7 separate regions of the Homo sapiens genome follow, and all the other regions are linked to region 7. The links are chromatin contacts, found by Hi-C or POLR2A ChIA-PET in ENCODE. All regions are on one chromosome and are shown on one strand. The core of a region is the stretch at or near the end of the contact, and the rest is flanking DNA. Distances in the headings are between cores, read along the strand shown. Region 1 overlaps HIVEP2 (HIVEP zinc finger 2). Region 2 holds the start of HIVEP2 (HIVEP zinc finger 2). Region 3 holds the start of DCPH1 (damage control phosphatase 1). Region 4 holds the start of SF3B5 (splicing factor 3b subunit 5). Region 5 overlaps HIVEP2 (HIVEP zinc finger 2). Region 6 holds the start of ADAT2 (adenosine deaminase tRNA specific 2). Region 7 holds the start of STXBP5 (syntaxin binding protein 5).

Evidence for each region. A loop is a pair of places that touch in the nucleus more often than their neighbours do. ChIA-PET counts read pairs that join two places held with the same protein, here RNA polymerase II (POLR2A). Pooled maps may share reads with other maps.
Region 1: a pooled map shows a loop between it and region 7 (4-fold over the local background). The contact joins the enhancer-like site here to the promoter of STXBP5 in region 7. A Hi-C loop is called at or near these places in 1 of 168 maps with a recorded cell type or tissue (naive thymus-derived CD4-positive, alpha-beta T cell) and 6 of 50 pooled maps. POLR2A ChIA-PET finds 5 or more read pairs at or near these places in 1 of 52 experiments (activated CD4-positive, alpha-beta T cell).
Region 2: a map of CD8-positive, alpha-beta T cell shows a loop between it and region 7 (16-fold over the local background). The contact joins the promoter of HIVEP2 here to the promoter of STXBP5 in region 7. A Hi-C loop is called at or near these places in 2 of 168 maps with a recorded cell type or tissue (CD8-positive, alpha-beta T cell and sigmoid colon), 1 of 37 single-sample maps with no recorded cell type and 13 of 50 pooled maps.
Region 3: a loop to region 7 is called in a pooled map, with 15 times the contacts of the local background. The contact joins the promoter of DCPH1 here to the promoter of STXBP5 in region 7. A Hi-C loop is called at or near these places in 3 of 37 single-sample maps with no recorded cell type and 13 of 50 pooled maps.
Region 4: a loop to region 7 is called in a map of CD4-positive, alpha-beta memory T cell, with 21 times the contacts of the local background. The contact joins the promoter of SF3B5 here to the promoter of STXBP5 in region 7. A Hi-C loop is called at or near these places in 3 of 168 maps with a recorded cell type or tissue (CD4-positive, alpha-beta memory T cell and naive thymus-derived CD4-positive, alpha-beta T cell) and 11 of 50 pooled maps.
Region 5: a loop to region 7 is called in a pooled map, with 6 times the contacts of the local background. The contact joins the enhancer-like site here to the promoter of STXBP5 in region 7. A Hi-C loop is called at or near these places in 1 of 50 pooled maps. POLR2A ChIA-PET finds 5 or more read pairs at or near these places in 2 of 52 experiments (B cell and IMR-90).
Region 6: a map of B cell shows a loop between it and region 7 (15-fold over the local background). The contact joins the promoter of ADAT2 here to the promoter of STXBP5 in region 7. A Hi-C loop is called at or near these places in 2 of 168 maps with a recorded cell type or tissue (B cell and naive thymus-derived CD4-positive, alpha-beta T cell), 2 of 37 single-sample maps with no recorded cell type and 11 of 50 pooled maps.

The regions. Positions count from the first base shown.
Region 1 is chr6:142,845,203-142,848,127 of GRCh38, forward strand. The region is part of intron 1 of HIVEP2 (HIVEP zinc finger 2); the gene reads right to left. Among named protein-coding and RNA genes, the nearest start is that of HIVEP2, 99 kb to the right of the region's middle. RefSeq lists enhancers at 787-1,480, 1,537-1,586. Within about 2 kb of position 1,454, at least 37 of the 41 ENCODE cell types and tissues checked have a DNase peak (open chromatin) inside an H3K27ac peak, as active enhancers do.
Region 2 is chr6:142,943,824-142,946,523 of GRCh38, forward strand. HIVEP2 (HIVEP zinc finger 2) reads right to left here and starts at 1,353. Exons shown (of 10, transcript NM_006734.4): 1 at 1,276-1,353. HIVEP2-DT (HIVEP2 divergent transcript) reads left to right here and starts at 2,666. Exons shown (of 3, transcript XR_001744397.3): 1 at 2,666-2,700. RefSeq lists silencers at 983-1,052, 1,193-1,292, 1,493-1,722, 1,953-2,582, 2,633-2,700.
Region 3 is chr6:151,450,931-151,453,768 of GRCh38, forward strand. It overlaps DCPH1 (damage control phosphatase 1), which reads left to right and starts at 1,536. Exons shown (of 5, transcript NM_024573.3): 1 at 1,536-1,656. The coding sequence starts at 1,616. It overlaps RMND1 (required for meiotic nuclear division 1 homolog), which reads right to left and starts at 1,196. Exons shown (of 12, transcript NM_017909.4): 1 at 1,086-1,196. RefSeq lists enhancers at 924-973, 1,164-1,613 and a silencer at 1,774-1,893.
Region 4 is chr6:144,094,153-144,097,019 of GRCh38, forward strand. SF3B5 (splicing factor 3b subunit 5) reads right to left here and starts at 1,421. Exons shown (of 1, transcript NM_031287.3): 1 at 732-1,421. The coding sequence starts at 1,345. The coding sequence ends at 1,085. RefSeq lists an enhancer at 1,171-1,870.
Region 5 is chr6:142,818,295-142,820,994 of GRCh38, forward strand. The region is part of intron 2 of HIVEP2 (HIVEP zinc finger 2); the gene reads right to left. Among named protein-coding and RNA genes, the nearest start is that of HIVEP2, 130 kb to the right of the region's middle. RefSeq lists an enhancer at 1,412-1,881. Within about 2 kb of position 1,442, at least 10 of the 41 ENCODE cell types and tissues checked have a DNase peak (open chromatin) inside an H3K27ac peak, as active enhancers do; they include B cell, where a contact is called at or near this core.
Region 6 is chr6:143,449,390-143,452,089 of GRCh38, forward strand. ADAT2 (adenosine deaminase tRNA specific 2) reads right to left here and starts at 1,306. Exons shown (of 6, transcript NM_182503.3): 1 at 1,174-1,306. The coding sequence starts at 1,269. PEX3 (peroxisomal biogenesis factor 3) reads left to right here and starts at 1,416. Exons shown (of 12, transcript NM_003630.3): 1 at 1,416-1,726. The coding sequence starts at 1,654. It also overlaps the pseudogene RNA5SP221. RefSeq lists enhancers at 312-1,294, 1,097-1,256 and silencers at 337-416, 477-556.
Region 7 is chr6:147,202,986-147,205,685 of GRCh38, forward strand. STXBP5 (syntaxin binding protein 5) reads left to right here and starts at 1,432. Exons shown (of 28, transcript NM_001127715.4): 1 at 1,432-1,697. The coding sequence starts at 1,548. It overlaps STXBP5-AS1 (STXBP5 antisense RNA 1), which reads right to left and starts at 1,629. Exons shown (of 11, transcript NR_034115.1): 1 at 1,428-1,629. LOC124901422 (a long non-coding RNA gene) reads right to left here and starts at 586. Exons shown (of 2, transcript XR_007059803.1): 1 at 1-586. RefSeq lists silencers at 615-1,034, 1,065-1,114, 1,135-1,214, 1,385-1,574.

The sequences.
Region 1 (2,925 bases), core at 204-2,703, 4.4 Mb before region 7:
GGGGGAGGGGTTTTGCAAGAATAGAAGCAAGACTTCCTCCTCTGTGGGAAATATTAGTAATCCTATTAAGGCACAGTGCAAGGTGTGTCATAGACACTAGAAGCAGATATGGTTTACTTTCAGTTCTCTGAGGTGATTCTTATTGGAATTGAAGTGGCTCTTCTGAAAACAATTAATCAACAATAAGTTCTCTCTCCCTCCCTCTCTCTCTTTCTCTCTTCAAAGTGTGTGTGTGTATATATACGTATGTCTTTTGACTAATTATTAGGCGTAGTCCCATTTTTTTCTCCTTGGTACCTATCACTATAATCATCTGTGTTTCTGTGTCACCTGCTTTTAGAATTACACATGGATATTACCAGAAGTTACAGAGTTAAATTTGCAACAGCACAGACTTCTAACTACAAGCCTGGGACCATGGTGGAAACAAAGGTTCAGTTAAGGAAGATTTCCCGAGCCAGAATTGATGTCCTCACTAACCAGGCTGCCAGGCTTAAATCAAATGAAGGTCGATGCAATGTCCCCAGAGGAAGCTGTTCAACTCGCCGGGTCGGTTCCCCAGAGCCCTGCCAAGGAGGCTCCTCAGATTGACAGCGCCCTGGCAGAGCTGCTGTCTTCCCCAGGCAGAGAGGCCCTCCCCCGGACAACAAGCTGGGTGCAAACTCGTCTTCCGCAGACACCAAAAGAGAGCACAGCAAAGCTAAGCGACTGGGGACAGCCACTTGTGGCTGAGACAAAGGCAGGCTCCCCCTGCCGCAGGACGATCACTAGGACTGTCAGGCTGTCGAAATGTATATTGCAGACAGGACATCCCTCCTGGCATCCAGTGTGAGCGAAGTCCAGGCCACGGCAACAACAGCCTGGCCTGAGGACAGCCTGCACCACACATCAAAGCCAGAGGCCCTGGGAGGCTGGCCAGCCGCCAAAGACGCCTGAGAGCGGCAGGGGAGTGTGTTGCCTTAGGACAATAGCAAACTGGGACGTGGTAGAGTCTGTAAATTCCAAGCACTGGGGAGGTCTTCTCAGAGATTTTACCCTCTCCTGTCAGGGCTGTGATTTAATTTCCTTTGAAGAAAAAAAAAAAGAAAAAAGAAAAGAATATACATTCCCAAATCTTCTGTCTGCAAAGGCAGACACCACAACGCAAGCTTAATGCACTCTGGTCCTTCCCGGCCAGCGGCCACTGTCTAACACAATACAGCTAAGTGAGATGTGACATTCTCCCGGTCCCCTTAATAGGGCATTAAGTCTAAGGAGTACTTAAGATCATTTAAATGCAAACATCATTGTTCCATTGCTACTAGACTCCCAGATATTTCCCATCAATTCTGTTTAATTAGAGTAGCACCACACGTTAATTATAACCTGACAGTTTTATTGATTTCACAGGGCACATCATACAGTCCCATTTTAGGTACCAAGGACTTAAGGTGAAGCATGAACCTCTCAGTCACAAAGATGACTCAGCCTCTTGGGCTGATGAGGTTCTGATTCTTCTACCAGGAGAGGTTTACCCACTTGCTCAACAGAAATAGTTCAGTAATCATCTTATGTCCTCACTTATTTCACAGCGTTTTGCAAAACAACACATCAAAAACAAACTAAGGAAAAAAAAACCTGTAAGAGTGTAAAAGAAATATCCATCTCCCTCTGTTCTGTGGTCTTAATCTGCAATTCTTAAGGACCAGGATGAGGTGCTGTGAAGGCTACGCAGGTAAAGCTGGCACCAAACAGAAATATGGTGCACTTCTGCCCCTGAAGCGACTGGCCCCACTTTGAGAAGCCATGCTGTAAACATGCTCATTAGAACAGAGAGGACTGGTCAGTTTTCCTTTCAGAGGAAATGAATATGAGTTGAGATCACTCAACTCTAATCCACCCTGTACCTCAGGGTTATACTCCCAGCAGCACATGCTCCACTAAGCCAGCAGTTTGTCATAGCCCAGCGTGTCATCCATAATGGCATGTTGGGGGTGGAATCACTTCCAATTCCTCACTAATCTGGTGCGGGGAATGCCAAGGTACAGAGTTTTACTTGATTGCATAAAACATAGAGCTATTTTCAGCTTCCAAATCATCGTTCTGGCTCTTTCACCAGTCCTAAAGCCATATTACAACCCTTTAAAAACATCTTTTCTATTCGGTTTTCCCTTATTTTAATATAAGCAAACACTTAAAGTAATCCCACTAAGTCTCTGAAATATGAAGCCATGAAATGTTAGAAAAAAAAAAGACGAAAAAGAGTTTAAGAGTTTTACACATATTTGCGATTTAAAATGGTCACTGCTGCTATGGTAGTGGGACTTGAGTTATCTCCAAACTCCTTATAAAAACCCTGGGCAATTAACACTTAGCAGGACTTCGGTGCCTGATGACAAAATCAATTCTGTTATAGTCACACTTCGAAAAATGACTTTGAAGAGTAACAATAAATAATGAAAATTAAACAACTGCTAACTGATATAGGAAGAACTTCAGCTATTTCTGTAATAATTCCACTGGGATTTGTGCTGAACATTATAAAAACAGGATGTTTTGTTTGTTGTTCTTCATAAAAGACTACTGAACCAGTATAAGACTCCAAAATATATGAAGACTACAAATCTACATGAAGTCTACTAATATTAAAAAAAAGCTAAGTGGAATTTTTATTCATGTATTTAACATTTTTGCTCAATGTAAGATGACCTCAGGAAACATGTTTCTTATTTTTATGAAAGCCAAAAGGAAACACAGTTATATAACATAATTCTGCAATGGTTCAGCATCACAGTGCAGAGAACTTAATCCTAAATATAGGACTGTCACAAATCAGTCTTCACTGCTAAGACTTCTTATATTTAACATTAACAACGGATTATCCCATGGTAACCAGATACCTGTTCCATTTAGTTAGAGGCTAATCCTAACAACATAAGGATTCCA
Region 2 (2,700 bases), core at 103-2,602, 4.3 Mb before region 7:
TGCTAAGCCATTACAGGTGTCCTAAGGCCTCCAGTGAAACCTATTATCAAGAGATTCCTCTGGTCTCCTCGAAGTCATCCCCAGCGCCCCCCATCCGCCGCCCACACATTATTGCTTCTCTCCTCCAAGTGTCTTGATTAAGGACCCTCTCTCTTCTCCGCACTCCCGAGGTTAAAGTGCCCCCGTTCCCTTGGTGTAGCTAGTTACAAGCTTTCCCGTTAGGGAAGACTAGTGCCTGCAGTCCTTTTTAGTTAGATGCTTTTAAGTCAGAGATGAGAGGAGCCACTTGAAGAAACCCTCCTTCCCTTCTTCCTTTCCCCCACTGGGAACCAAGTCCCTGAAGGACAACACCCAGGGACGCTTCCTGACCTTCTATCCCCTCACCCAATTTGGGCTTGGAGGGTTGGGGTCGCATTTTCTCATGTCCTCTGCTGCACTGGATGTGTTATGTAAGAGGGACAGAACGCGGGAGGCACATGCGTATAAAGCGCACCGATCTGTGATAACAGCTGGGGTAGCAGAGCGGATCTGGAGTCCACCCCCCCCCCCCACCAAATACGACAGACCCCACACATGCACATCAGCACCCCCTCCCCCACACACCCACACACACACACACACACGCACACACCCAGAGCAATGTTTTCCTGTCTCACCCCTACCAGTACCAGAGGCACAGAATGGAAAGGCGGGGGGTGGGGGTGAAAGGAGGTGAAAGAGGAGGAGGAGCAGCAGCAGCACATCTGCTTTGATAGCAGCCGGCAGTGCCGCCGCGGCAGAGAGCCCCTCGTTAACCCCCTTCCTGTGGCTGCACCACGTCATGGAACATTCCCGGAACGGGCCAACGTTCCACCCACTTCAGGGAACAGACATAAAGGCGCAGACCCAGTTCCCCACAGTGCACAGCCCAAACACACATGTCCCTTCCCGATCCCCCGCCAGACGGACAGACAAACACGCATGCAAACCGCCCCCACCCGTCTCCACGCGCCCGGGTCCAGCCGGCAGCGGCCAGAGCCGCTCTGCAGCCGGTGCACCCGCAAGGCGAGGGCGCCTCCGCCTGAACCTTCCATCGAGACAGTCCCCTCCTTCCTCGCTTCCTTCCTTCGCTCCTTCCTTCCTTCCTTCCTTGCCCGGGAGGTAAAGGGAGTCACTGAAATGCCCAGAGCCAGCGCCTTCGCTGCGCTCGCTCGGCCGCAGGCCGGCGGCCCGGGCCTCGCGCCGCCAGCCCGCCCGGCCGCCTGCGCCGCGCGCCGCGGCCCCCTCCCCCGCTACCTGACAACGGGCCGCCGCCGGCCGCCGCAGCCGCAGCGGTGGCCGGGCCGTGCGCGCCGGTGCACGTCGCTCATTAGTAAGCAGGCACATTCCTGCCTCCAGCGCTCCCGCGCGGCCCCCTCCCCCCAGGACATTACGCAAAGCAGCCTCCCCTCATCTGCATAGATCCGCGGCCAGGGTATTCCCCGCATTTCCCCACGCGCCCGACACCCCTCCCGCGGTCTCCCCCATCCCCGCCCCCTCCGACCCTCACCCTCGGGCCACCGGGAAGGGGCTGGGGGCACACGCCGGGGAGCGGGGGACGGAGTTCGGCGGCGGCGATTCCAATATAAAGTGAAACAAGCTCCCAGCGCCGAAGGAGGCAGGAAAAACCCAGCGTCCAGGCCACTTACCGAGCCGAGGAGGGACCTAGATTCCCGCCGCTCCGCTCTCGCGGTGGCCGGTCCGCCCTCCGCGCACCCCGAGGCTGCACCCAGCACCCCAGACGCGAGACGTGGAGGAACGCTGTGAACGAGCCGGGAGACCCTCCAAGTTGCTCTGGGCTCCGTGGAGCGTCAAGGTCCAAGACACAACTTGGCAAAGACTTGTGCCACAGTCACCGAAGATGTTTGTGCGGAGACCCTCCTGCGGGGAACGACGGCGCTCGGCGGCGCCCCGCTCTCCTCCTCTCCACCCCCTCACCTCCAGCCCGCCTCCCGCCGGCCGCCCGCCTCCGGGCCGCGAGCCCCTCGGGCGGCTGTCAGCTCCCGGCCGCCGCCGGGTGACAGGGGCGGGAGGAGGGCGCGACGCGGCGGCCCGAGCCCCAGCGGGCGAGGGGGATCCTCGCAGCCGCGGCGGCCGCTCACCTGGAAAGTCACCGCTGAGGAGGAGGAGAAGGAGGACGGGGAGGAGGAGGGAGAGGAGGAGGGGGAGGAAACCCCCCTGGTGCCCTTGTTCTCGCTGCCGCGGCGGCCGCTCCTCGCCAAGGCTGAGCGTGTCTGGTGGGGGGTGTCTGGTAGCATTTCCTTAAGGACAGAGGGAGGGCGGGCGCGGAGGGAGGGAAAAGATCCCGACCGCCAGCCCAGGCTCCTCTTGCCTTTATTTATTTTTCTGACACTGTACGGAGATGGGCCCGGGGCAGGGGCCGCCGGGCTCAGGCGGGAGCCGCGAGGCCCGGGCCGCAGCTGTCTGCGTGCGGGAGCCGCAGCGGCCGCCTCCCCTCCCGGGCTGTGGACGCACCGGGTTATTCCTGGCAGCGCCTCCCCGAACAGAAGTTACTAGGAGGAGTGCGCGGCGAGGGCGGACGGGGGGAGAGGCGGAGGGAGGGAGGGAGGAAGAGGGAGAGACTCAGCCAACGACGTCATCGGATCCCCCAGCGCGTCCCAGGGAGGGAGGCTGAACCAGAAAAACCAGTCTGGAGCCAGTGAGCGAGAGAGGGATGTGCGG
Region 3 (2,838 bases), core at 286-2,785, 4.2 Mb after region 7:
CTGTGTCCACTCAGAGTTGAATGGATTAAGGGCGGTGCAAGATGTGCTTTGTTAAACAGATGCTTGAAGGCAGCGTGCTGGTTAAGAGTCATCACCACTCCCTAATCTCAAGTACCCAGGGACACAAACACTGCGGAAGGCCGCAGGGTCCTCTGCCTAGGAAAACCAGAGACCTTTGTGCACTTGTTTATCTGCTGACCTTCCCTCCACTATTGTCCTATGACCCTGCCAAATCCCCCTCTGCGAGAAACACCCAAGAATGATCAATAAAAAAAAAAAAAAAAAAAAACACAACCAGCATCCATTCTCTTATCTTCCTCCACTTTGCATTTCTCCATTGTTTAACATCACTTGCACACCTTTAATTTTTAGTTTATTAATTCATACTGCAAACGAACTCAGTTCTTATCATGTGCCAGGTATTGTCCTAGTTGCTGACAATACAGCTGAAAATAAAATAGACAAAAATCCTATCTTTTGAATCTTTTGAACCTTGCATTGGGAGTGACAGACAAAACGAGGTAAATCAGTAAAATACGTGAGACACAAAGCTAAAGGAAAAAAATAAGAGGAAAGGGCAGATTTTTGTGTCTTCCTTCCAGAATGGAAGCTCCCTGAGGATACGGATTTGTGTTTTTTCCTATTATATCTCCTGACAATAGCGCCCAGCACATAGTAGGCATTCGATCGAATTTTTAAAATGAAATACAAGGCAGTTACTCAGTTCCCGGGCACATTTCAACTTTTAGAGAACAATTACACCAATTAAGAAAATCGATTACAGCTAGGCTACGATTCGAGAGCTAAGTGGCGCTCATCTTTGGGAGTATGCCGTTCAATTCCTCAAACTCAAAATTATTTTATCGATTTCTACAGTTACCGCGGTGCACTGGCTCAAAAAAAGGGTTCATTAATTGAGTGCTTTTTACTCCCAGCTAAGCTGACCAAAGATCACGGTAAGAGGCAAAGGGTCACAGCCGCACTGGCGTAACCCGTAACTGTACACGTTCCGGGCGGCCAGGAGCCAGGGCGCAGACCTCCAAGCCGGACCACTCGAGCTGCTAAAGAAAAGGCAATACACTAACCTCTCCGCCGGAAGAGAAGAAGGAAGCGCCAGGGACGCACGCTTCCTCGGCAGGACTGCAGGGAAAGAGCCGCACCCCCAGCCTCTCACTACTGCAGCCAACCCATCTCCTGGAAGGGCGCTCCCGCCCACCCCCGCTACTGCGCAGCCGCACTGAACTCTGGTCCCACTTAGCGGGAGAAACTCGGGCCACGTGACTGTCTGACCACGTGAGCCGCGTCGCCGCGACCTCTTCCGCTCCCTAGGCCCTGGGACCTCCCGGTCCCTTGCCTGCTTCCGGCTTTCGCTCGCTTCCATATCCGCTCCTCTAGTCGCCCTCCGCTGGCCCCGCCTTCGTCCCCGGAAGATTGGGTCTTCTGGCGAGCCACTGTTTGCCGTTTGATCGGGCACCAAATAAAGTTTCTTTATTCAAAAGCACTTTTTTTTTAAAGCCACACCACCCCCATTCTCAGCTCCTCCTTCGCGGCGGTACCGCCTCTGTTTCTGCGGCGATTGAACAGCCGAGCTTTGCGGCCGGGATCGCGGAAAGTGATGGCTGTCGTCCCGGCGTCTCTCTCAGGACAGGACGTGGGGTTAGTCTAGCTTTTCTCCTCCCCACTTTTGCGGAAAGCCGGGCCTCGCCGGGAGCCTGTGGGGACTAAGCGGAGGGCGCCCGCTCCCCGGTGGGCTGCGTTCGAGTCCCGCCGCCGGGCGCGGCTTTCCGGGGCGCCTTTGCGGGTTTCGCGGACTGGCTCGGAGGCGAAGGGAGGCGGCCCCGGGGAGGGAGCCTGCCCGCGGCGGCTGCTCGTAAGGATCAGGACAGGGGTCAGCTTCGCGGTCTGTTCCTGGCGGTCACTTTTTATTTATTCACTTTAATAGACGCGCTTTGGGGGCGTTAAAATTCTGCGTAAGAGTTGGGGATCTCAGCGCTATTAAGAAACGGGTTTCTCCCTGTTGTTGATCAAATCGTAATCTCACAGTAAGAACTGTCTAGTTTTTTGCTTTATAGTCGTCACGCTACTGATTCTTGGGTAAAGTTGTGGGTGACCGTGCAAATAACATCCATTTGCATAAATCGAATGGCCAAATTTATATTTGAAATTTGTCCTTACTTCAAAATATTGCAAAAGACGAGAACACTTTGAAGAAAATAAACCTGGGCAGAAAGTAGGTTGAGGCCAACAAAGTGGCGCCAATGGCCCCAAATTGAGGCAGTCACTGTTTCAGGTCATGCAAGTATAGAGAGTATCTCCTTCAATTTTGCGCCCTAGGGCTTCTGGCCTCACTCCAGTCCTGGCCAGAGACTTTGTTCCAGAGGTGCAGGAAATGTAGTAGTTAGGAAAACAGTAATACTTTCCAATTAAAGTAAAATCTCAAAAAAGGACTTACTATACCTACTGCCTGGGAAAATTCAAGTGACAGTTGATTTAATGTTCCTGCTCACCCTCTGAGGTATTAGTGATTTCTTTTATTAATGATTTTTAAAAATTAAATTCTGATCAACGTAGTTATTATGCGCATTAAAACCTAATCACTGTTTTGGGTGGTACTGAAAGCACCACAGAGTCGGAAAGTGTGTGCAGTTTTTTTCTTAAAGTTCTATAGCTATCATTTGAGGAAACCTTTTGAAGAAATACCCAAGTTACAATCTAGTAATTTAACAATTGTCTCCTGTGATCTGGAGATAAAAACACTAGTCAGCTAAGCTCTGTGCTCTATATTTAAAACTGCACAGAATTTCTCCACCAAATAAAGCTTTTTTTCTACCTGTATCA
Region 4 (2,867 bases), core at 171-2,670, 3.1 Mb before region 7:
CCTCTTTGAAGTTCCTCCAATAAACCATACATACTCCCAGCGTTAGTACCATTGCACTGGCAGTTCCCTCTTCATGGAAAGCAATTTCTCCAGTTTTCCGCATGGCCATTTCCCTCATTTTCCTGAAGTCTTTGCTCAAATGTCACCATCTCAGTAACTTGTGCATCATATTTAAGATTACAGCCCTACCAGCTACTCCCACCCGCACCACATACATTGTTCTCCCCTCCCCGCAGCATCTTCTAACATTTGCTTATTACATCTAGTGTTTGACCTCCTTTCTCCACCACCAGCATAATGTAAGCCCCAAGAACACGGGAAAATGCCTGTCACATAGAGCTCAACAAATATTTGTTGAATGTAGAATGGATGAACTCGCTTGCCAGCTTGTCATTTCTGGAGACATGGCCACAAATTCCCAAGAAAAAAAAAAGGATGCATTTTAAAGAGGCTAGGGAGGACAATGACAGCAAAGACTGCAAAGAGTTTTAAAACAGGAGAAAAAGAAGATGGGATACAATAACCACAAATTTCAATACTGAAGGCATTGTGGGCCTGAAAATAACGCTCTTGGGAAAAGTGGCAGTCGGGGAATTAATTATAAAGGTAGACACGGCGGATCTAAGTGCCTGGCCATGGACACTGGCATGCGCTCCCTCACCCAAACCCACTTCCCGCTCAGCTCTTTCCGGAGCCTTCCACCCTAACACAGAAAGTTCACACCAAGAGACTGAACGATTTCTAAACTTTATGGAAAAAGCCAATGACAATCAATTAGCCAAAAACGAGACGCCAAATCCCATCTCACTCCAGCGCCATGCCCTCTTCTCAAACGCTCGCCGGCTCTAGGACCTCTCCACCAGCACAGTTCTCAGGAGTCCTGCTGGTCTCCCAGTGCTGTTCTAAGGGTCCACATGAAGGCAGGTCAGGCGGGACTCCCCGGGCAAGCACTTCTGTACGCGGAAAGCACGAGGCGCAGGAGCCATGGAGAGCCGGTCCTTTGGAGACAGGAATACTTAAGAGGATTGGCAAACCGGAGAAACGCTGGGAGAGGTGCCCCGCACTGCGGTGGTAAGGCAGAGTCTCAGTTCTCCTCGGGCTTGTCGGCTGGCGGTCCACAAGGCTGAAGCATCTTTTCCATCAAGTTGAAGCGGACTCGCGCTTTGCTCTCATTCTCCGCAATGGCGAAGTAGTTGAGAAGGTCGAAGTGGCCCATGTAGGAGCAGTACGAGTCGCGGTGTTGGTTCACCAGCCACTCCCACTTGGTGGTGTCGGCGTGGCCCGTGCCGATGTACTTGGACTGCAGGTGCTCCAGCTGGCTATGGATGGTGTAGCGGTCAGTCATCTCGCCGCTTTCCCCTTCGCTCTCAGGTCAGAGGACGCAGGTAACAACTCGCCGCTCTAGCGTTTTACAGGAGAGTGAAGCCACCGCGCGGAAGCTCCAGGTCCGCGCCGTCGCAGAAGAATGGCGTCACAACGACTAAGTAGCGTAACTCTCGCTCATAGGGCTCAGAGGCGGAAGCGGAAGCACATTCTGTCACGCAATTGGAGTTGCTGAGGCGACGCAACAAGTGTGCCTCCCCCCTCCATGGAGATCCCCGCCCCATCAGAGAATGTTGCATGATGGTCCACTTAGTGGCTAAGGGAGGCCCTTTTCCAACAAGGAGCGTTGCATGCTGGGACTTGTGGTCTTGGGAGTTCGTGCACGCAGGCTTCCGGGACTCCTGGTCGCGTTCTGTTGTTTGTTTGTTTGTTTGTTTAAGACGGAGTCTTGCACTGTTGCCCGGGCTGCAATGCAATGGCGCGATCTCGGCTCACTGCAACCTCCGCCTCCTGGGTTCACGCGATTCTCCTGCTTCAGCCTCCCGAGTAGCTGGGATGACAGTTGCACACCACCACGCCCGGCTAGTTTTTTTGTATTTTTAGTAAAGACGGGGTTTCACTGGTCTCGAACCCCTGACCTCGTGATCCGCCCGCCTCGGACTCCCAAAGTGCTGGGATTACAGGCGTGAGCCACCGCGCCCGGCCCCTGGTCGCGTTTTAAAAGTGATCTGGGGACCTAGTGGAGGGCGATGTCTGGAGGTGGGGAGCATCCGTGGGTGGCTTGGGGCTGATAGGAAATGGGAAACCCAAGAATGACTGGACTACGAGCAGCCCCGAAAATAAACTCTTGGTGTATTTCGGAGCCGTCGTGGCGGCACGGCCGTCCCTTCACAACCGGGGATGGATTACCCAGAAGTCAGCAGGCGCCAGTTCTGGTCCCAACTATGTCTCTTAGGAGTTTGTGGCATAAAAGAGTTATTTCAGCTCTAACCAGGGTGCTTGGTGAGCAAGTACAGCACCAGTTCCCACACATTCCGGCTTCCACCTCAAGCTCCTCCTTCCTCTCTAGCCACTTATTTTGATATCCTCCCTCCAAGGCCTCACCTCACCCTACTTGGCTCTTCCATTCAGTGGGTTTTGTGGATTCAACCAACCTGATTGAAAATATTGGGGGAAAATATCAGTCTGTACCGAAATGCAGACTTTTTAAGGTTATTATTCCCTAAACAATACAGTATAACAACTATTTACATAGCATTTACATTGTATTAGGTATGTTAAATAATCTAGAGACAAACTATACAGGAGGATGTGCGTATATGCAAATACAAGCCGTTTTATATCAGGGACTTGAGCATCCTCTAGTTTTGGTATCCATGGGGGTCCTGGAACAAATCACTCACGAATACTGAGGGACAACTGTATTTCTCCATGTTACCTGTTGTGTCCATCCCCATTTCCTTGTACAAGCTATTCCCTCTACGTGGAATGTCTGTTCCCTTGGTGAACGCATCTCCCTTTAAAGGCAGCTCAAATGCATCTCC
Region 5 (2,700 bases), core at 192-2,691, 4.4 Mb before region 7:
AAGTTTCCTAAAAATTACCTCTTACGAAATATTTACTTATAATGATTAACAGTTTATGGTTGTAGCTGTAAGTTTCTATCTGCCCATACAACGCTTTTAAAGCCGGGCACGGTGGCTCACGCCTGTAATCCCAGCACTTTGGGAGGCCAAAGCGGGTGGATCACTTGAGGTCAGGAGTTCAAGACTAGCCTGGGCAACATTATGAAGCTTCGTCTCCACAAAAAATTAGCCAGGCGTGGTGGCATATGCCTGTAATCCCAGCTACTTGGGTGGGTGAGGCCTGGGAATCTCTTGAACCCAGGAGGTGGAGGATGCAGTGAGTCAAGATTGCACAACTGCATTCTAGCCTGGGGGACAGAGTAAAACTCTGTCAAAAAAAAAAAGAAAGAGAGAGAGACAAGAAAGAAAGAAAGAAAGAAAGAAAGAAAAGAAAGAAAGAAAAGAAAGAAAGAAAGAAAGAAAGAAAGAAAGAAAGAAAGAAAGAAAGAAAGAAAGAAAAAGAAAAGAAAAAGAAAAGAAAAAAAAAGCTTTTAAAACCCAGTCCATTAAAAAATGCCCAGGAACCAGGCAAGGTGGGTCAAGCCTGTAATCCCAACACTTTGGGCAGCCGAGACAGGAGGACTGCTTAAAGCCAGGAGTTCAAGATCAGCCAGGGAAATATAGCAAGAACCTGTCAGGAAGGAAGGACAGAAGAAAGGAAAGGAGGGAGGGAGGGAGGGAAAGAAGGGAGGCAGGGAAGAAGGGAGAGAGGGAGGGAGGGCGGGAAGGAGGGAAGGAAGGAAGGAAAAAATTAGCTGGGCATGGTGGTGTGCACCTGTAGTCCCAGCCACTTGGGAGGCTGAGGCAGGAGGGTTGCTTGAGCCCAGGATGCAATGAGCTATGATCACTCCACTGCTCTTCAGGCTGGGCAACAGAGTGAGACCCTGTCTCAAATTTTAAAAAAAGAAAAAAGGGGAAAAAAAGAAAAATGCTTGGGGTTCAAGGTCTATGTAAGAGATATGCAAAACTTCAAAAATGTTGCAAAATGTTGTGTCTATGTGCATTTTCCTGGGGAAAAGAGTCAGGAGCTTTTATGAATCTTAAAGGGGTTTATAAACCTCTACCCCAGAAAAGGCTATGAAGCAAGAATCTACAAACTTCTGCTAAGCTTTTTAATGTTTTCCAAAAGGAAAAATACTTTTGTAAATTTAAGTTTCACATACAAGGAAATCCATTTCATATATAACAGGGAAGAAGATTCATATATTCTACTATAAGGTAACAACTTGATAAGGAGACACCGAAGTGACCCTTTCCCATGTTTCTAATAACTATTCAGGATGTTAACAGTGAAAGGACCATTTAGAAAGCTAATTTCCTTTTCATCATGCTTGTTAAGTGTTTACTTTAATTCACATCCTGTGTGACCCTATGGGAAAATTTTTAACTAATACTGGGGAAAATCCCATAGGGTTACACAGGATGTGAACAGGGCCTGTACTGAACTACCTTCAGCTTGAAAAATAAAATTAGATAGGTGAGTTTCACTTTCTGTTTGTCATAAGTTCCACTTTCTGGCTCCCAAAGCTTAGATCCACAGTACATCCATGTCCGTGCAATAAAATCCCAAGATTCTCACTCTCTGTTAAAGGAAGGATTTCGGCGTGTTGTATAGCAAAATCCTTTCAGCAGAAAAATGCAAATCTGTGGTGCTAATCAAGGAGAGGCGGCTGGAGCACTCCCAAATGCTCCTCCATACCTGGGCTCACACACAGTTCAGCTGCCGTTTTCCATTTCCTGTGGGGAACATACATCATACCACTTCCCCTATAGAAAAAAGAAAGCAGCCCGATTTAATTGCTGATGGAAACATTGTCATACTTTCCACTGGCCAAGCTTGAAACTATTACTGATCTAACCTTCATTAATTTTTCCACAACAATTTGCAGAAATGTCAGGAAGCAGCTGTACGAAGACTGATTAATTGTCCTTATCACCACTACTTTACCAGGCTCGCTCTCTCTTCTCTCTCTCTCTCTCTCTCTCTCTGTATCCTCACCACCTCCCCTCCCTCTCTTCCAGTTTAAAAATATAATTGGGATTTTTCTGTTTTGGTTGGTATTGGTGGTGGTATATCATACTCTGAAATATCCAGATCTATTTTTGATGTCTTTCAATGGCCCAAACATTTTCAGATCTGGAGGAGACCCCATGAAGTTTGGGACAGCATCCACGAAGGAAAAGGTTGCTTCCTGCTGATTACTCAGTTATAGCTGTTTAAACAGACGTTCATGAATTCAAGTCTTACAGCAACACTGCATTTATTAGTCAATCACAGACGCTAAAATTCACTTCCGAAATGTGAATTAGAAAATCAAATGCCCTTTTTCTATTTTTTTTTCACTTTCTTTTCTCCCTCATCATTTTCATTTGAGCTATACCATCTGTCCCAGCCTATCAAATAATGTACTGTGCATGCCTGGCAAAAACAAGTGGAACAGTACACCTCATAACCCCATGTAGGCAACCACTGAGCATCTATAAAAGTGGTACATAACAGAATCTGGCCATCTGGGGATAACTAGTTATAGCAAGCTTAGCTTCTCAGCCAGCACTCAGATTTGCAGACTTTTAACTAGTTGGCAAAGCATCAACCAGTGTTCAAGAAGAGAAACACTAACAAACATTTTTTTTTTCAAAACACAAGAATTCAGATATAAA
Region 6 (2,700 bases), core at 56-2,555, 3.8 Mb before region 7:
AAAGAATTTCTAGACCTCTCTGGCTTTGACATTTTTTGTCTCTTAATTGTATTATAAACACCTAGGGATGTGATTCCATAGTTTACGTCCTCCTACACAGGATTAAGGAGGCAGCTGCTTCTTGGGTTTTAGCATATACAAGTTTCTTCAAGGTCTTAAAGGAAAAAAAGTACTTGTTAGGAGGGCTACATGTCACTGGGCAACAGGAACTTTTCAGCTTCATTATAATCCTATAGCACCACCGCTGTATATGTGGTCCTATAAGATTATAATGGAGCTGAAAAGTGCTAGCGAGCTTCTTAACTGGGATAAAAGTTTGTTTGTAAACGTATGTAAATGTATTTACATGTGCTAGCCCAGGGTCAACCTAAAAGGTAGCGAAAGTGTTTAGCCCAGAAGTCTACATAGAAACTAGGGTTGTCTACCTCCATACCACCCTGAATGTCCCCCGATCTCGGAAGCTAAGCAGGGTCAGGCCTGGTTAGTACTTGGATGGGACAATAGGGCTAAGGTGAGTAGATTTAATGCTCCAGGATAACGACCTTTACCGACAGGTCATTGTGTGGCACGTGGCTGTATGTAGTTATTAAAATGTAAATACATATATTTACAAACAAACTTTTTTTCCCAGTTAAGAAGCTCGCTAGCACACAGCATTCTGTTGAAAGCCCCCTTTATTTCGCAGTCCTGAAGGGAGTGAGGGAAGGAAGTAAAAGGGCAGAGGAAATAATGAATGAATGCGAGACGCCGATTGTACAGGGACTTGTTTCCATACTGCTCTCTACCAGAAACGTTCTCAGTTTCCTTCCTTCTGCTGGACATGTTCCAAGGGCCAAAACCTCAAATAATGTGACTTTGTAGATTGGAGAGTGTGTGACCACAGAAAGGAAAGGGAGGCAGCACGTGCCAGCCGGCGACAGAATGTTAAGTCTGCAGCATACTCCACCGCAATGAAACAAATAATTTGTGTATTTCCTCCCCTTCCTTCGCCCAGAGCCACTGTGAGAATGGGCTACAGAAAGTTTCGAGGCAGTAAAGCCAGTTGTTCACCCAGAACATCTGACTGCCATAAAAATTATGGTGACGAGAAAGAACGTTTGCTCAAATGCCGGGGTCGGGTTGAGGGCTGGAGAAAGGTCCCACCCCGCAGCATCTACCTCCCGGGCTCCTCACCATGTGCATCGCCTCCTCCATCCACTTTTCGGTCTCCTCTGCCGACACCGAGCACGCGCCGCTTGCAGCTGGCTTGGGTGCCGCCTTCGCCTCCATACCCAGCCACCACTCAGCTACAGAGCCCGCGGCAGAGGAGGAGCGCGGGCAGCGGAACGCGGCGGGCCCGGGACCCCGTTTCCGGGGGTAGTCTAATGAAAAGGCACTCGGGAGCTATTTCTGAACGGACCTGGGCTTGTCGGACCAGTGAGCGGCGGCGGCTGCGCGGCGGCAGCGGCAGAAAGCGTAGCTGCTTTGCTGTAGTCCACGCCCCCTTGCCGCTCCGGTGACAGTCTCTGCGGAAAGTCACGTTTGTGATTTCGGGAGAGCACAGAACGGGACGACGGCGCTCTTGCTGGGTCATCTGGGCCAGGTGACGAAGAAACAGTTTCCTGGTGAAGCAGTCCCTCACCCCTAGTCAGCCCACACCCCTAGGGCCTAAAGATGCTGAGGTCTGTATGGAATTTTCTGAAACGCCACAAAAAGAAATGCATCTTCCTGGGCACGGTCCTTGGAGGTGGGTGACAACGTGCTTGAAAGGGGGCATTGGGAGAAGGGGGTGGGAGAGGTGACTTCTTCTAAAATAAGGACAGGCCGGGCGATCCTAGTCTGGGATATGTAGAGGGAGTTCGATCAACCATGGGATGAAAAGGGAGGTGGCCAACCTCCAGGGTTCTCCCATCTCTGCAGTTGAGAAATGCCTCTGTGCCCTTTGCCCTGTCACCGACTCTTAACTCTGTTTCTCACCTATCCTTTTTTCTCACGGACCTTTGGAGAACTCATCACAGTTTAAGTTTCTGTTTCAAGGCACCATTCTCTTACAGGAACTTTTTAAAAAAAATTCTGCTTTCCTGTGAGATTCTGCATTTCTCCTTGGCACTCTTGATACTTTGGCTCTCACCCTTCTCAGGAGTTTAATAATAATCTAGGGAAGTTACCTATAGGCTGCACTTCGGGTGGTGGTTAAAGTCGATTTGAATTTTTGAAAACAGCGCAGTTGTCCTAAAGGACTGAAAGATATGGATTAGATAAAGAAAAACAAATCAATATTTTAGCTCTGTTTCTGCCATTTTAGAATACAAACTATGGCAGTAAGAAAAATGCTTGAGGGATGTTGTGCAATCTTCCTCAGGATCTTCAAGGTTGGGATCATTGTAATCTAGCTGACATAACTGAGTTGCACAGGCCCAGAGGAGATTTAGAAACAGATAAGATAAAAATCTTGAGACGCTTTTCCCTCATACAATGCTCATGTGATAATATTCAGGGATTTGAAGGAGGGAATAAAAGTTTTGTGAATTATATGAAAAGGACATCTAGGAACTATAAAAGAGGAAATTTGTTAGAACTTGAGTTTTTGAGAAATAGTCTCATCACTTATTACATGCTATGTTTACAAAAGTACTTAAAATCAAGAACAGAGTTTCCCAAAGAATTTGGTTGGCTTTTCTCTTAGTATTAGATTGTATTCTGTTCTCCCCAAACAATTTG
Region 7 (2,700 bases), core at 182-2,681:
TTCCCCGTTCTAGAGTGAAGCTCCCAGGGCATTACTGAGTGGCTCATCAGCGTCAGGGCAGATTGAAGGTTCTGAAAAATAGTGGCAGCGCGGCGTTTCCTGCCACCCGCGCTCCTCCCCGGCGAGGGGCTGGGTGCGGGGTAGTGTCATCGGCCCGGGCTGACACCGGCCCTGGAACCGTTCCCCGCTGGCAGCCTCTTCCATCCCAGCAGCTAACTGCTAAGACCAGACACGTTCCACCAACAGTAACAGCTGTAGGAAAGAACCCGTTTTTTCCCGTCTAGGTTTCTCTCCTTTTCCTAGTACCTAAGTCCATCATCCTCCTGCCACTGACATATCGTTGTCTAGACGCTCTTTTTCAAAACTCAAATCCAATCAAACAAAAACAACGCCCGTCAATAAAGCAAGAAAAATAATACTGCAGCCAGCGGCCAGGAGCGTGCACCCCATTAACGGCGAGAAAGCATCAACCCCTGCTGTAATGACTGAATTGGAAAGAAAGGTTTCCTGCTGCTTGTTAGTCGTCAACATTTTTACTATGCCAGCTGCAAGAGAAGCAGCTGCATACTCTGGCAACTCGACTGGGGTGGGAGAAATTTAGCCAGCGTCTGGGATTTTCGCAGAAGATAATTTAAGCCCCAGCTTCGCTCGGGCTGGGGGGCTGGGGGCCTGCTGGGCCAGGGTGGGGGAACCGGGCTGCGGCGCGCATGCGCAGGTACCGCAGCCCGGCTCCTGGGAGGCCCTGCTGCCGCCACCGCCGCGGCCCGCGCTGTAACCGCGGCTGCCGCTGCTGCTCCGGGCGGGCGTTGGTGCCGTGTGCCGAGGCGCCCTGTCAGGCGATGGGGAGCGGCTGGGCGGGGAGAGCCGACGGCCGCGGCGGCGCCTGAGGAACGCAGCCGGGCTCGGGAGCGGCGAGGGCGGGCCGGTCCAGCGGCGGAGGAGCGAGGCGGGGCGAGGCAGGCGGCGCGGGGACCCACACCAGGCGCCTTGTGTGCGAGGCCGAGCGGCGGCCGCGGACAGAGAGCCGGCGACCCCCGGCAGGAGGAGAAGGAGCCGGAGGACGCGCCGAGGGACTGCGGGGCCGGGGCGGGCGAGCAGCGGCGCGGCCGCGGGCCATGGACGCAGCGGCGACGGTGGCGGCGCCGGGGGCGAGCCGGGGCGGCGGCGCGGCGCAGAGTCCGCCCGCGGCCAGGTGAGGCTGGGCTGAGCGGGCTCGGGCGCCGCCGCCACTGCTGCTGCTGCTGCTGCCGGGCCGCGGAGCGAGGCGGCGGCGGCGGCGGCTGAATCGGCACCACAGCAGCCGCGCCAAGCAGCGGCGGCCTCGGAGGAAGAGGGGTCGCCGCCCAGGTTTCTTGCGGCCGCCGCTCTTGTCGTCGCAGTATTTCCTGTTCGGATTATCTTTTGCTTCCCCCCAGCTGCCTCCTTACCCTCACACTCCCACTCCTCCGTTTCCGCGGTCGAAGCTGCCTTCGGCCCCGGGTGGTCTCCCCCGCCCGGGGACCCCCTGTGCCTCCCCTCCCGGGCTGCGGGGGAGCCCCTCCGAGACCATGAGGAAATTCAACATCAGGAAGGTGCTGGACGGCCTGACCGCCGGCTCGTCCTCGGCGTCGCAGCAGCAACAGCAGCAGCATCCGCCTGGGAACCGGGAGCCGGAGATCCAGGAAACGCTCCAGTCCGAGCACTTTCAGCTCTGCAAGGTGAACGGAGCGCGCAGCCCCGCGACACCGTCATTGAAAAATTGGGGTTGTTTTAAGGGGGCTACTCGGGCTTTACATGGGAATGCAAGGGAAGAGAACGCCAATAATAATAATAATAACTCTAATAAAAGGCTCGCTCCTCCCTTGGCAAACGTTTCTTCGGTGGGTTGTTTTGGAGATTGATACCTTACTCCTTTTCATTGATTTTTCTCTCTCCCCTTTGCACATGCAGCAATCAGTTCAAGGTTGCTTCAAACTATTATCCGACCTTTAATCGTATTCTGACACTGCCAGTAATAACCTGGAAGCTTTTATATTCAAGCGTTTTAATATGATTCACCAACTTCGAAGTTTCCTTTGGAAACGGTGTCTAATGAATGTTGTTTATCAAAAAGCCAAACCTGTTCTACCACACCTTTGCTCATCACTTTTCCCTTAAAATGTGGTGTAAGTGGCTTACGATATGAAATCACAGGGTTCTTTTTATCATTATGTTTGTTAAAAAGTACTGAGATTTTTGCCTGTTAATGGCACGATAATTGCCATAGCGTTCTGTAATTCAGAAAGAATGATGCAGCGAATTAAGTCACCAGCTGCTTAATGAGAAACACAAACTTGCCTCGGTTTTAATACCTGCCTTTCTCATAAATAGCCATGTATTTGTATGTCAGAGTTAATTAAAAGTGTGCATATATATATATATATATATATATATAGGTCTAATGCCCTAAAATGATTATGGCCTTAATAGTAAATTGCAAAAATGTATGTTGTACTCATCTTCATTCTGTTACAAGTGTAAAATGTTGGGATAGAGGTTTGATTATTGCTCTACTGAATGCTTGACTAAAGTAATTATATGACAGCTTTTCCTTAGAAGTACTTGCGTTAGCATCCAAATAAAGTAATGATGAAATGAATACTGCCAAAATAAAGTATGAATTGCATTTAATGGGTTTACAGAATTTTGGACCATTGCAAACTTTAGTCATCTGGTGTCGGA